Regions from separate parts of the Homo sapiens genome. Here region 2 is linked to region 1. Evidence: chromatin contacts called from ENCODE Hi-C or POLR2A ChIA-PET data. All regions are on one chromosome and are shown on one strand. Each heading gives the region's core, a stretch centred on a gene start or an enhancer-like site at or near the end of the contact. The rest is flanking DNA. Distances are from core to core; before and after follow the strand shown.

What was found. A loop is a pair of places that touch in the nucleus more often than their neighbours do. ChIA-PET counts read pairs that join two places held with the same protein, here RNA polymerase II (POLR2A). Pooled maps may share reads with other maps.
Region 2: a loop to region 1 is called in a pooled map, with 4 times the contacts of the local background. The contact joins the promoter of GALK2 here to the enhancer-like site in region 1. A Hi-C loop is called at or near these places in 6 of 50 pooled maps. POLR2A ChIA-PET finds 5 or more read pairs at or near these places in 2 of 52 experiments (activated CD4-positive, alpha-beta T cell and activated naive CD8-positive, alpha-beta T cell).

The regions. Positions count from the first base shown.
Region 1 is chr15:50,133,443-50,139,637 of GRCh38, reverse strand. It overlaps a transcript of ATP8B4 not described here. Among named protein-coding and RNA genes, the nearest start is that of ATP8B4, 17 kb to the right of the region's middle. RefSeq lists an enhancer at 1,881-2,387. Within about 2 kb of position 4,722, at least 4 of the 41 ENCODE cell types and tissues checked have a DNase peak (open chromatin) inside an H3K27ac peak, as active enhancers do.
Region 2 is chr15:49,165,129-49,171,627 of GRCh38, reverse strand. It overlaps GALK2 (galactokinase 2), which reads right to left and starts at 1,381. Exons shown (of 10, transcript NM_002044.4): 1 at 1,253-1,381. The coding sequence starts at 1,305. MIR4716 (microRNA 4716) reads left to right here and starts at 2,475; the gene lies at 2,475-2,558. RefSeq lists enhancers at 1,194-1,433, 1,065-1,969.

The DNA.
Region 1 (6,195 bases), core at 3,473-5,972:
CTCATCCATCGAACGGACACATTTATTTATTTTTATTTTACTTTAAGTTCTGGGATACATGTGTAGAACATGCAGGTTTGTTGCATAGGTATACATGTGCCATGGTGGTTTACCGCACCTATCAACCCGTCATCTAGGTTTTAAGCTCTGCACGCATTGGGTATTTGTCCTAGTGCTATCCCTCCCCTTGCCCCCAACCCCCCGACAGGCCCTGGTGTATGATGTTCCCCTCCCTGTGTCCATGTATTCTCCTTTTTCAACTCCCACTTATGAGTGAGAACATGCGGTGTTTGGTTTTCTGTTCCTGTGTTAGTTTGCTGAGAATGATGGCTTCCGGCTTCATCCATGTCCCTGCAAAGGACATGAACTCATTCTTTTTATGGCTGCATGGTATTCTTTGGTGTATATGTGCCACATTTTCTTTATCCAGTCTGTCATTGATGGGCATTTGGGTTGGTTCCAAGTCTTTGCTAATGTGAATAGTGCTGCAATAAACATACGTGTGCATGTGTCTTTTTAGTACAATGATTTATAATCCTTTGGGTATATACCCAGCAATGGGATTGCTGGGTCAAATGTTATTTCTGGTTCTAGATCCTTCAGGAATCGCCACACTGTCTTCCACAATGGTTGAACTAATTTACACTCCCACCAATAGTGTAAAAGCATTGTTTTTTCCACAGCCTTGCCAGCATGAGAACAGACACATTTAATTACCTTATCTATTCACACAATTTCCCCTATACCGGCAATTAAGTCCTATCATGCTACTTTGACTTTGGAAATAAAAAGGATTTACAATGCAGACAGACTTCTTAGAAGGTGTAAGACTAGGAGAAAGTGGCGGTTGTATGGGTATAAGAGAACAATAAAGGGAGAAAAAGATAAGAAGTGACTGGGAAGTAATGTTTTTATTTTAAAAATTTCTAATTTCTAGTTTGAAATGAGGATATTTCCAGTCAGTGAAATTCAGTTGACTTTACAAGGTATGCTTCTTAGATAATAGTTCATCCTTGGCATTGTATAATTCCAGTATCTGCCACCAGGTGGGAGATGATGCCTATTAGGATATTAAGTTGTGGCAGTGGTGCCTTTTAGGGTGTTTAGGTGTGGGTAACCAATGACTGAGCAGATAATTTATTCAGGTATCTATCTATCTGTCTGTCTATCTATCTGTCTATCATCTGTCTATCTATCATCTGTCTGTCTATCTCTCTATCTATCTATCATCTCTCTGTCTGTCTGTCTGTCTATCATGGACTGCCTATCTATCTATCTATCTATCTATCTATCTATCTATCTATCTATCTACCTATCTATCTATCTATATATGTATCTATCTGGACCTGCAATGCTCTGTCCCTTGCTAATCATGTACACACACCTTTGACACACCTCAGATCATTTCCTTAGTGTAAATTCCTGGAAACAGAAGGATTGAGTCCCAAGGTAGACACATGCATGGGGTGTTTGATACACTGCAGTGCTGCCTTCTGGAAAGATTGCACCAATCTACCCTCTCACCACCAGGGTATGAGACAAGCTATCCCAATGTGGTTTACAGATTGCTGAAGGATGAAAATGTGATAGAATCTCTCATCCAGTGGCTAGAGCGATACTAAGATGAGCATTACGGTTGGCAGGTTGTGCTCACAGCTCACAATTACTAAAATATTGACAATTAAGTTGGTAAGTGAGAACTTTGATAAGGGAGTAGCTGAGCAGAGAATCTTGTCACTAGATGTGGTACAGTGAAAACATCCTTAAAGTAGCAGTCAGGAGACCTGGGTCCTGGAATTTAATAAATGTTAGCTTCCTTCCACTCCTCTCTGTGATGATCAGCTCATCTTCAAGATGACGACCCTCCCAGCTCTAACACTGTATATGTCTCTAAGGATCATGTGCGTCACTTCACAAGAAGAAGCATCGTGAGCATGATTAAGGAGGCAGAAACATCAGATGCCTCATGGTGCACAGTGACATGCAACAAGGCTAGTCTTGTGCCGTGGTTGTTTGTTATGCATTTCTTGGCAATTTGCATTGTTGCCCTCAGAGACAGTGATTCAGATCTTAGAGCACATTCACTCTGAGACACTTCCAATAACTGAAGCAAAATGCTGCTGGTAGTTAGTCAAGATGTTTAAATGTCATTCGGTGATTGATCGCTTGTGAGTCATGATGACGCACAGTGATGCTCAGCATGCAAAGGACACAGTGGCTCTCCTCAGTCAGGACTGCATGGAAAGATGTCTGATAACCTGCTAACCCTCTGAAGAGCCTTCCAGAATGTGCCGGCTAACATGGAGGATCTAGACAGCTTCTCTCAAAACATTCCTTTTCTAGAAGAATTTACTTTGATTGGTAAGAGCCAGGGATATTAGGTAACTCCACTTGGGTAACCCATTGGCTGGCTCATAATAGATCCTTGTTGGATGAATGGAATGTAAAGAGAGTGAATGAGATAGTATTTTTGGGAAGATTGACGTTAAATCAGTGCTAGCATGTTGCTTGATTCTGTGACTAATATATTTGAGAAGCCTCTTGCACAGTGCTTGATGCATTGTAGGACATCAATATGTCCAAAAGCTATGGGGATACAGAATTCAGAACCCAAATAAGAGAATCCTTACTGATGTTTCAGGGATTCATCCCTGAACTGAAGAAAAGAACTTTCATTTCTTTTGTCCAGTGTTTCAATTATAATAATAAAATCATATGTATGGAATACTTTTCATGTACTCAGCACATTATTTTATTGGATCCTCACAGCTTAATGAGGTAGTACCATTACTATCAACCCCATCTTACAGACGGGGTAACTGAGACACACAGGGTAACTTGTCTGGTGGTGTTCAGCTGCTGCGTGGCAGAGCTGGGCTTCACACAAAGGCCAGTCTGACTCCAGAGCCCCACGCTCACCATCAAGCAGTGTGGCCTCTTAAGACACACAAAGTTTGTCCTGTGTTCTCAGTACCACATCACAAAGGGTAAACCCCCCAAATGGGACATCTGTTCACTTTCAAAAAGAGAGAAGGGAGGAAGTGAACTAATTTCTACTTAGCAATTAAGCACTGCTCATTTAGCAAAGGAAACAATTAGGATACAATATCTTGATCATGGAAAAATCAAACAGTCTTTACAACCCAACATTTAAGCCACATTTGCCCCAGCCTGGCTTTATCCCTGTATGAGTGGTGAACTGACTGGCTTTTTAATTTTTCTCCTGGATGTTTTGACATTTTATAGATGCACACAATGCATTTGTGAAGTGCCCACAGTTTGAAGTTTCTGCATAGCCCTCCTGCCTTTAGTCCTTGCCATGATAAACATGCCCAGATAGCAACTTCACAGAAGGCTGTGAACTTTGAAGTCTTTGAAAAATCTAAAAATTATATGACAGTGTTGTATATGGAATCACTGGTGAGAGAAAGCCAACATCTCCCTGAGTGCCAGACACACGGCCCTCATAAATCCTGGGCTAAGAGCAGAGAGGGGTGGTCTTGTTTACTTAAACTCTGGGATGGAATGGGCATGCTTAACATCACAGTAATCGACTCAATCAGGGGATCCAAATGGAATTGCTGCTACTCGTGTGCATTTAAATGTCATGGTTATATCAATAGTTCGGAAGAGGAAAGTATCCACGCTCAAGGTTGGATTAAATAAAACAGCTTCACCTTTCATTGAAATGTACATGAAAGAATTATTAAACGTCAGAGGACCGTTCAGTTTAATTTTGGGGAGATATGAGTTTACCAGTGAGAATTTAGCATTCTTCTGTAGGCCCTTTGAAGCTACATGTGTGTTCCCTTAATTGGATAGAAAGTTTCCCCATTGGATATAAGAGGAGCCTAGGACATTTCTCTTTATGGTACTCTGCTTCAACGGCATAGGTATTTAGTTACAGTTTTATGTATGTCAGGTTTCAGTTATTATGACTGGTGAAAATATGTCCAGAAAGTAGACTCCAATTCCTTGTTTAGCGGAAAGCATTTGCTTATTGTGCCACCAGGTAAAGTCTCATTTGGAATTCTTGTGCTTGGATTTTTAATGAGTTTGTTCCCCATACTTAGTTTAGATTTACAGAATGTCTAGGGGCGTGGCCATATGTGCACATAAAAGGTCACATAAAGTGATCTCGGGCAGATATGACAGGTCAGATGCTCTGGGTATAGCTCAAGCAATTCCCGCAAGCCGCAATGATAATGATTCATGGAAATGGGGTTAAAATGAAAGGTTCTCTGAAGTGTGACACCGTCAAGTGATGGTGGAGTGGTTAAAGATTGAGAGCAATATGGAAAAACTATTCAGAATATTGTTGGAGGGAAAATCCAGATAATGAAATGTAGAGTACCTCCTTATCAACCTACAAGCTGAATTTGTCACACTAAATATTTAATGAAGAGAAAACTGAGAAAGTTTAGAGATGAATGATGTGTCACACTCATATCTCAAAAGGAGAAAAGATAGCTTTTAGATTTCAACCAGCTAAGGACTAAAGGACTGGGGACATAAAACCATTTAAATTTTCCTCTAAGATTAGATTTTGAGGCTCTAAGTTAAGGCTTGTTGTTCTAGACAACCCACTTGAACATTCAGAAAACCTGAAGAATCTTTTTAACAATGTTCAGGTTTTGTTTTACTGCTGTGAGAGTAAAAATAACTTCACCCTCACATCTGATGAGTCACAGAGTGACTGTTGAGCTTGAAATGTTCTCTACTTCTGCTTTGTGATGAGCTAGCTGAGCATTGGTATGCAGAACTCAAACAGATGGACCAGAATTTGTTCCACGTTCACTCTCCTTATTTTTGTCAATGCCACCAACATTCCCCTAGCCATTAGGGCAAAGAATGTGACATCATCTTTGACATTTTACCTCTTCCTTCCCCTTCTGTTGCCAAATGTTGTCAGTTCTATATTTGGAATATTTCTTGAATCTATACTTTGTTCTCCATTCTTGTTGACACTGCCTTAGGCTATTATTGTCATGTACTAGGATAATTGTAAGGGTCATAATCTAACCCTAACATATGTTTTTTCCCCTGATTTCCCGTTATCTCCTATGCACTCCACTTGCCAGATAGACTGAAGTACAGTATTTGATGTTCTTTGCAGATACTCTGTTTTCTGACTTCTCTGTCTTTGTTCCTGCTGTTCTTTCTACTTGAATGGCTTTCACTCCTTATTGTTGTATACAGGAATCACACCAATTTTCAAGGACTAGCTCAAGAGCTTTCTCTTCCCCAAAGTCTGCTCTGATCTTGACCCTCTTCTCACTTGCCTTTCTTTCCCATTGCAACTTTCTTTCCACCTTTATAAGAGCGCTGATCATTGCATAGTTTACTTGCCATAGTTATTTTTACATTATGTTTTATTTCTTCTGCTAAACTCCAACTTTTAATTTTTATTTATTTTTACTTTTGACAGTCTATTTTTCTTTTTTTCCATTTCCCTCTCACTGACAGTCTATCATTCTTACATATTAATTTATTTTTCCTTAGTTTTACTGAGGTATAATTTATGAATAAAAATTATCTATATTTAAGGTATACAATGTGATGATTTGATATACATATACATTGTGAAATAGTTACCATAATCAAGCTAATTAACATATCCAATCACCACACAGTTACCATTTTTTTATTTTAAATTTTTATTTTTTATAGAGGTGGGGTCTTGCTATGGTGCCCAGGCTGGTCTTAAGCTCCTGGCCTCAGCGATCCTCCTGCCTTGGCCTCCCAAAGTGTTGCGATTCCATGCATGAACCACCATACCTGGCTCATTATTTTGTGTGTGTGGAGAGAATGCTTAAGATTTACTCTCTTAGCAAATTCCAAGTATACAATGCAGTATTATTAACTATAATCATCATGTTGTATGTTAGATCTCCAAAACATATTCATCTTATGACTGAAAGTTCATAAATTTTGACCAACATCTCCCCATTTCTCTAACCCCAGCCCCTGGCAACTGCTTATTATGCTCTCTGCTTCTGTGAGTTTGACTTTCTTATTTTTAATTTATTTTTGTTTTTTATTTTTGATACAGGGTCTCACTCTGTCACCCAGGCTGGAATGCAGTGGCGTGATCATGGCTCACTGCAGCCTCCACCTCCCCAGACTCAGGTGATTCACCTGAGTAGCTACTCAGCCTCCTGAGTAGCTGGGACTACAGGCACATGCCACCACGCC
Region 2 (6,499 bases), core at 132-2,631, 960 kb after region 1:
TTCAAAGACATTGAGAAGTAGTCCAAAGCTGTGCTGGACTCTATAATAAGAAATCATGCTTCTTTCTGGTAACTAAAGACACACTGTTTGCTGGTTTAAGGATGAAAGAACATTTTCAAGTTGTAGTAAAGTATAATATCATCAACTGACACACGGTGGTAATAAACCACCAAGTAGGAAGAGCTTAAGGACTTGATGCCAGAGAAAAAAACTAACAGAAAAAAACTGAAAACAGCAAAGGCAGAGGGCCGGGCGCGATGGCTCACGTCTGTAATCCCAGCACTTTGGGAGGCCAGGGTGAGCGGATCACTTGAGCTCAGGAGCTCGAGACCAGCCTGACCAACATAGAGAAACCCCATCTCTGATGAAAATACAAAATTAGCCGGGTGTGGTGACGCCTGCCTGTAATCCCACCTACTCAGGAGGCTGAGACAGGAGAATCGCTTGAACCTGGGAGGCGGAGGTTGCGGTGAGCCAAGATGGCGCCACTGCACTCCAGCCTGGGCAACAAGAGCAAAACTCCGTCTCAAAAAAAAAAAAAAAAAGAAAAAGAAAAAGAAAAAAGAAAGGAAGGAAGAAAGAAAAGAAAAGAAAAACAGCAAAAGCAGAGAGTCAGGAAAGCCCTTCGCTAATGTAGCAGGTGACAGACTTCATTTTATGAGACCTCAGCCCCATTAGTCAGAACGAAGTATTTCTACAAAGTACCTGTAACTGAAAAGATCCTCCCCGAGACATCACTAAACTATTAGTTACTGTGTAGCTAGGGACTGCCAGCAAATTAATTCCCTAAGTGACAGTTCAGAGATTCTCGTGTTTTTGTTTTGTTTTGTTTTAAAGAGGATGCAGACACCAAGAAGGTTTTTGTGTTTGTTTTCAATTAATATTTAGAAAGAAGACTTTTAAAAAGCAGTATCAACTGGCATGCGAGACAAAGAGAGGAGTTCAGTGTGGATATGGGCATTTCTGCTGAAGCCCAGTAGAAAGAGTACACTAATTACAACAAGAAAAGGAAAAGAAGAATCTGCATGGATGAAGAAAAAAACATACAACCCTTCGTAGTAGTCAAGGTAGAATGTGTTTGCGGCGTGATCTTTTTTGCAAGCCCAGCCACGTGTCCTTATAGAATCCCAAGGGTTCCACTTGCTCCCCGGGACCAAAAGCAGCGCCCCAAGGGAGGAGCCAAGTGCTGTGGACCCGATCTACACGTAGCCAACCCAGCAGATCCCAAAGCCCGGCGTCTCCTCTCCCCCACCTAGGATGTTCTGCCACCTGGACCCGACGCGTAGCAGGGCTCTCTGTAGCCATATTTCGCTAGATCCTTCTTTCTCCTGTAGTTTCAAGTGTCTAAGCAAAGCTCCCAGAGCAATCACGAGACTTCTGTGACAGGAGCCGTTTTCTTCCGGGAGATAAACAGCTCCCGCCCTGCGGAAATCCTGCAGCTTCGCTGAGGTGGCTGCTTCCAATCGGCCCCTCCTCTGGCTCCTCCTCCCTGGACTCAGCCAGGGTTCCCTCCAAGCAGCAGTCAGGTACAGCCTCCGTCCTGCTCTTAGCTCCCAGGGAGGGACTAGGGCCTCGCAGGAGCCCCTGCGCAGAGCACGTGCGAAGCTGACTAGTGAGGTTTTCTTTTTGCGCCCTGTGGATGTCAGAGAACAGTGTCATAACCTGGCGCCCTACATACACCTAGTTTCTGATCTGTCTCGGGCTGCGTTTTTTTGTTTGTTTGTTTGTTTTTTAGTTATGGTTTTGGTCTTTATTGTTCAGCAGCTACTCCCCAAACAACACTAAAATGTTTAGCTATTGCTTCTTTGCGGATTACTTCCAAATCAAGCAACATAAAATTGATGTATCACTTGATTTAAATAGATTTGCATTTATTTACAGGTTAGAGGCATTGGTGGGCCTTCCTAGAACACAGTAGTGAAAAGACGGAAACACATGCCTTTTAATGTGCAAGACCCCTTAGCATCCAGTTAAACCTCTTCATTTTTCACTTATCTAGAGAAATCCTAGATGCCCTATCAAAAGTACACTATCCCTAGTACATCACTAACTTTTCCTTCCTTCATAGTTCTCCTATTTGCTTATGTATTTATTGTGTCTCTCACCACCTCCATCATCACTACCACTAGAAAGCAACTGGGGGCAGGCAGATTGGTTTTTAATGAATAGGTAAGATAAACTGAATGAACGACGAAAGGTGAAATGATGTGCCTGAGGTCACAGTGATCATTGGGAACAAAACTGGAATTAAAATTCAGATCTATTAACTCTCAATCTAGTGCACTTTGCACCTCAGAAATATTGAGATTAAACCCAAGCAAAGACAGCTAGCAATAAACCCATTCCAAAGTTTCCTGATTAAGGAAGTTTGAGCCAACATGCCCAACACACTAGGGGTAGTAGCATAACTCAGAGAGATTCGATAAGTTGTATACATCAGTAAGTTACTGCTCCAGAATTTCTATATGTATATGCATACTTTGTCTCCATGTTTCCTTCCCCCTTCTGTATACATGTATACAGGAGGAAGGGGGAAGGAAACATGGAGACAAAGTGTGAATGGACAATAAAGCATAGCCAAAGAGTGGCAGCCCCTTGGCACCCCGTTGGGTTATTACTGTAAATGATACATCAAAGAAACAAAGTTACTCTGGTCTCAGGGCAGCTTTCTCACTATTATTTCAGTCCCTCTTTATCATTTTCAAATGAATGAATTATATCTTCTTGTTTCTGGGCCCCAATAAATCCCAGTTTGATGTTCATTTTGGTTTAATTTTGAGTAACAGGAGTCATCACTGTCACTTGTAAATAGTTTTAATAGGGAGATAACCTAAATTTTAAAAAAAAATGTAAAATGTTTAGGGACATCAGTAAATACAGAAAAGAACAGAATCTTTTTTTTTTTTTTTAGATGGAGTTTCGCTCTTTGTTGCCCAGGCTGGAGTGCAATGGCATGATCTCTGTTCACTACAACCTCCACCTCCCAGGTTCAAACGATTCTCCCGTCTCAGCCTCCCAAGTAGCTGGGAATACAGGCAGCCGCCACCACACCAGCTAATTTTTGTATTTTTAGTAAAGACGGGGTTTCACCATGCTGGGCAGGCTGGTCTCGAGCTCCTGACCTCAGGTGATCAGCCCACCTCGGCCTTCCAAAATTCTGGGATTAAAGGTGTGAGCCACCGTGCCCAGCCCAGAATCATTTTTTATTCAGATGTTTCTAATATATTCTTTTGCATTAGTTGAAAAATAACAAATTTTAAAGTTTTGAATTTTTTTAACAGTCCAAAATAAACTCATTTTATACAGGGTTAAAAAAAAATGACTGTAGAAACTGTTTCGAAAAAGAATACTTCCTACTGAATATGTACTTGATGACCGAACATTAACTTTGCTAAATGAAACCAGATGGCAAATCATTAGTTTGGACCTTGGATACATTGCTATTGCAGTCTCAACAAAACCGATGCAGACTAGAAAGCACCTTACAGAGCAATTAGTAAAGCATCCTTTTTTGAAATGATTGGCACAAAGTAAAACAGGATTAACAGAGCTAGAACTAAAACCTAGGTCTCTAGACTCCTAGCCTAGAGGCCATACTACTTCTGAATATGTGACTTTTGTTGAGACCCCAGTAAACTGTGCTTAAAAATAAATTATTGAAATGATTAGAATCCTTGTCCCAAAATAAAATGTGTACATTATAATTTTCATAAAGGATTACTCTTAAAATAACCTGTCCAAACTACTAGAGAACCCCAAATGGACACCAAAAACAAAACATTACTTTCTTATACTACCTTCCTTATACTAGGCATCTTGCTAAGTAAGCACTTTGCGTATATTATTGTCTCTTTAAACCTTTCCAACAATCCTTATGGGATAGAAAAATATTATTTCCTTTTCAATTTCAAGAAGATATTCCTTTAGTTCTTATTAGACATATCTAATAGTGAAAACATTTAAACATTTGGCTGGGCACAGTGGCTCATGCCTATAATCCCAGCACTTTGGGAGGCCAAGGTGGGCAGATCACCTGAGGTCAGGAGTTCGAGAACGGCCTGGCCAACATGGTGAAACCCCATCTCTACTAAAACTACAAAAATATAGCCAGGTGTGGTGGCGGGCGCCTGTAATCCCAGCAGCTTGGGAGGCTGAGGCGGGAGAATCGCTTGAACCCAGGAGATGGAGATTGAGTAAGCCAAAATCACGCCACTGCACTCCAGCCTGGGCAACCAAGAGCGAAACTCCATCTCAAAAAAAAAGAAAAGAAAATATTTAAACATTTATATTTTACAGTATTTTTATTTTCACAAATCCTGAACCTCTGGTTCTTTGCTTTTTGCAAGTAGGCACTCTTACAATAGGTTTAGAATCTGAATTATAAACTAATAAATGGTATATTATGATGGAGTCTTAAACAGAAACCTAATTAATAAACTTGAAATTGTTTCTCCTCAAAGGATATTAGTCTCCATTCAGATAAAATATTATAGCAAACTAAACAAAAACAAAACAAACACTAAAATGAAAGAATACAAAAACTTGATCCAAAATATGAGTTAAAGCATGGGTGTTAGAGACTTACAGACCTGGCTAGTGCCTATTGATGTTTCTCAGCTTAGAAATCACTTCCTTCAGGAAGTTTTCCATGTTCTCTACCCAAAACTAAATGTCTAAGACCACAGAGGGATTGACCATTTATCTGAAATAATGTTATTTCTGTGGTTTAATCTGTTTGTGCAACCTCTGGAAAATATTTCCTATTTTGACTTACAATAAAAACTATTGTTCACAATTGGGAGAATCTACTTCAGTGACCTATTTTGGATATTTTCTCATTATAGTAAATAATATGTAATACTTGTTTATGTCTTCTTTATAATGATGTTACATTCCTTCTTTTTTGTTGTTGTTGTTGAGACCAAGTCTCGCTCTTGTTGCCCAGGCTGGAGTGCAATGGCGCGATCTCGGCTCACTGCAACCTCCGCCTTCCGGGTTCAAGTGATTCTCCTGCCTCAGCCTCCCGAGTAGCTGGGATTACAGGTGCCTGCCACTTAATTTTTGTATTTTTAGTAGAGATGGGGTTTCAACATGTTGGCCAGGCTGGTCTCAAACTCCTGAACTGAGGCCATCCACCTGCCTCGGCCTCCCAAAGTGCTGAGATTACAGGCGTGAGCTACTGCACCCGGCCCCTTATTCTTCTGTTCATAAAATAGATACTGCTCTCTAGTGTATATAATCATTAAATGGCAAAAGATAAACTCATGAATCAGAGAAATCTATATTTATGTAGTTATGGAGGAAATAAAAATTGTGCAAAAATGCTTTAACCGAACATAGATTGTTTTGCAGAGTGAAAAACAAAGCAAAACAAAACGAAGACTCTAAGCACCCTCTGCTTGCCCAGTCATACAAAGCATCACATCAGTACTCTAATTACTTGTTTTCTGTCTAGTCTAAGTTTTTCTACTCAAAGTGTGGTCCTCAGAACAGCAGCATCAGCGTCACTTGAAAGTTTTTAGAAATACATTATCTTGGGCCGGGCGCAGTGTAATTCCAGCACTTTGGGAGGCCGAGGCGGGCAGATCACAAGGTCGGGAGATCGAGACCATCCTGGCTAACACAGTGAAACCCCATCTCTACTAAAAATACAAAAAATTAGCTGGGCGTGGTGGTGGGCGCCTGTAGTCCCAGCTACTCGGGAGGCTAAGGCAGGAGAATGGCGTGAACCTGGGAGGCGGAGCTTGCAGTGAGCGGAGATGGCACCACTGCACTCCAGCCTGGGTGACAGAGCAAGACTCCGTCTCAATAAAAAAAAAAAAAAAAAGAAATACATTATCTTGGGCCCAGACCTACTGAATCAGAATCTACAATGCAAGTCAAACATGCCATTTTAAATTTTCTAGAAGCCACTTTCAAAACAATAAAAAGAAATGTTAAATTTAATAATATATTTTATCTAATACACCAAAATATCATTTTAAATATAATATTTTAAATTATTGACATTTTACTTTTTTAAATAAGTCTCCAAAATCCAGCATATCTCAATTACAGCATATCTCAATTATGATGAGAAACAAGTGGCTGCTATATTAGACAGCACAGAGCTAGATTATAAGCTCCCTGAAGGCAAAGACTGTTTTACTCTGATTTTATAGACTCTGGCTCAGTGTTGAGCAGGCACTCAAGGAATGTTTAATGAAGGAATAAATTAATGAAATCAGATTAGCGTGGTTCCACTACTTTGTGACCCTAGGCAAGTCTGAAATTCCTCTTCTAAAAAAGGGAGATAAAAATACCTACTTCATAGGGTTATTATGAAGATTTTAAAAACCATCCCAACATTCTCTCCAGTTATTCTCTATCACCTAAATCTGGTTTGCTGTCTTTAAGGCCATCTGAAATTACATTATTTATTGATTTTTATACTTATTACCTGTCACCTCCACTAAAATTCATATTCCATGTTTCATCCATTATTCTATCATTCATTCAT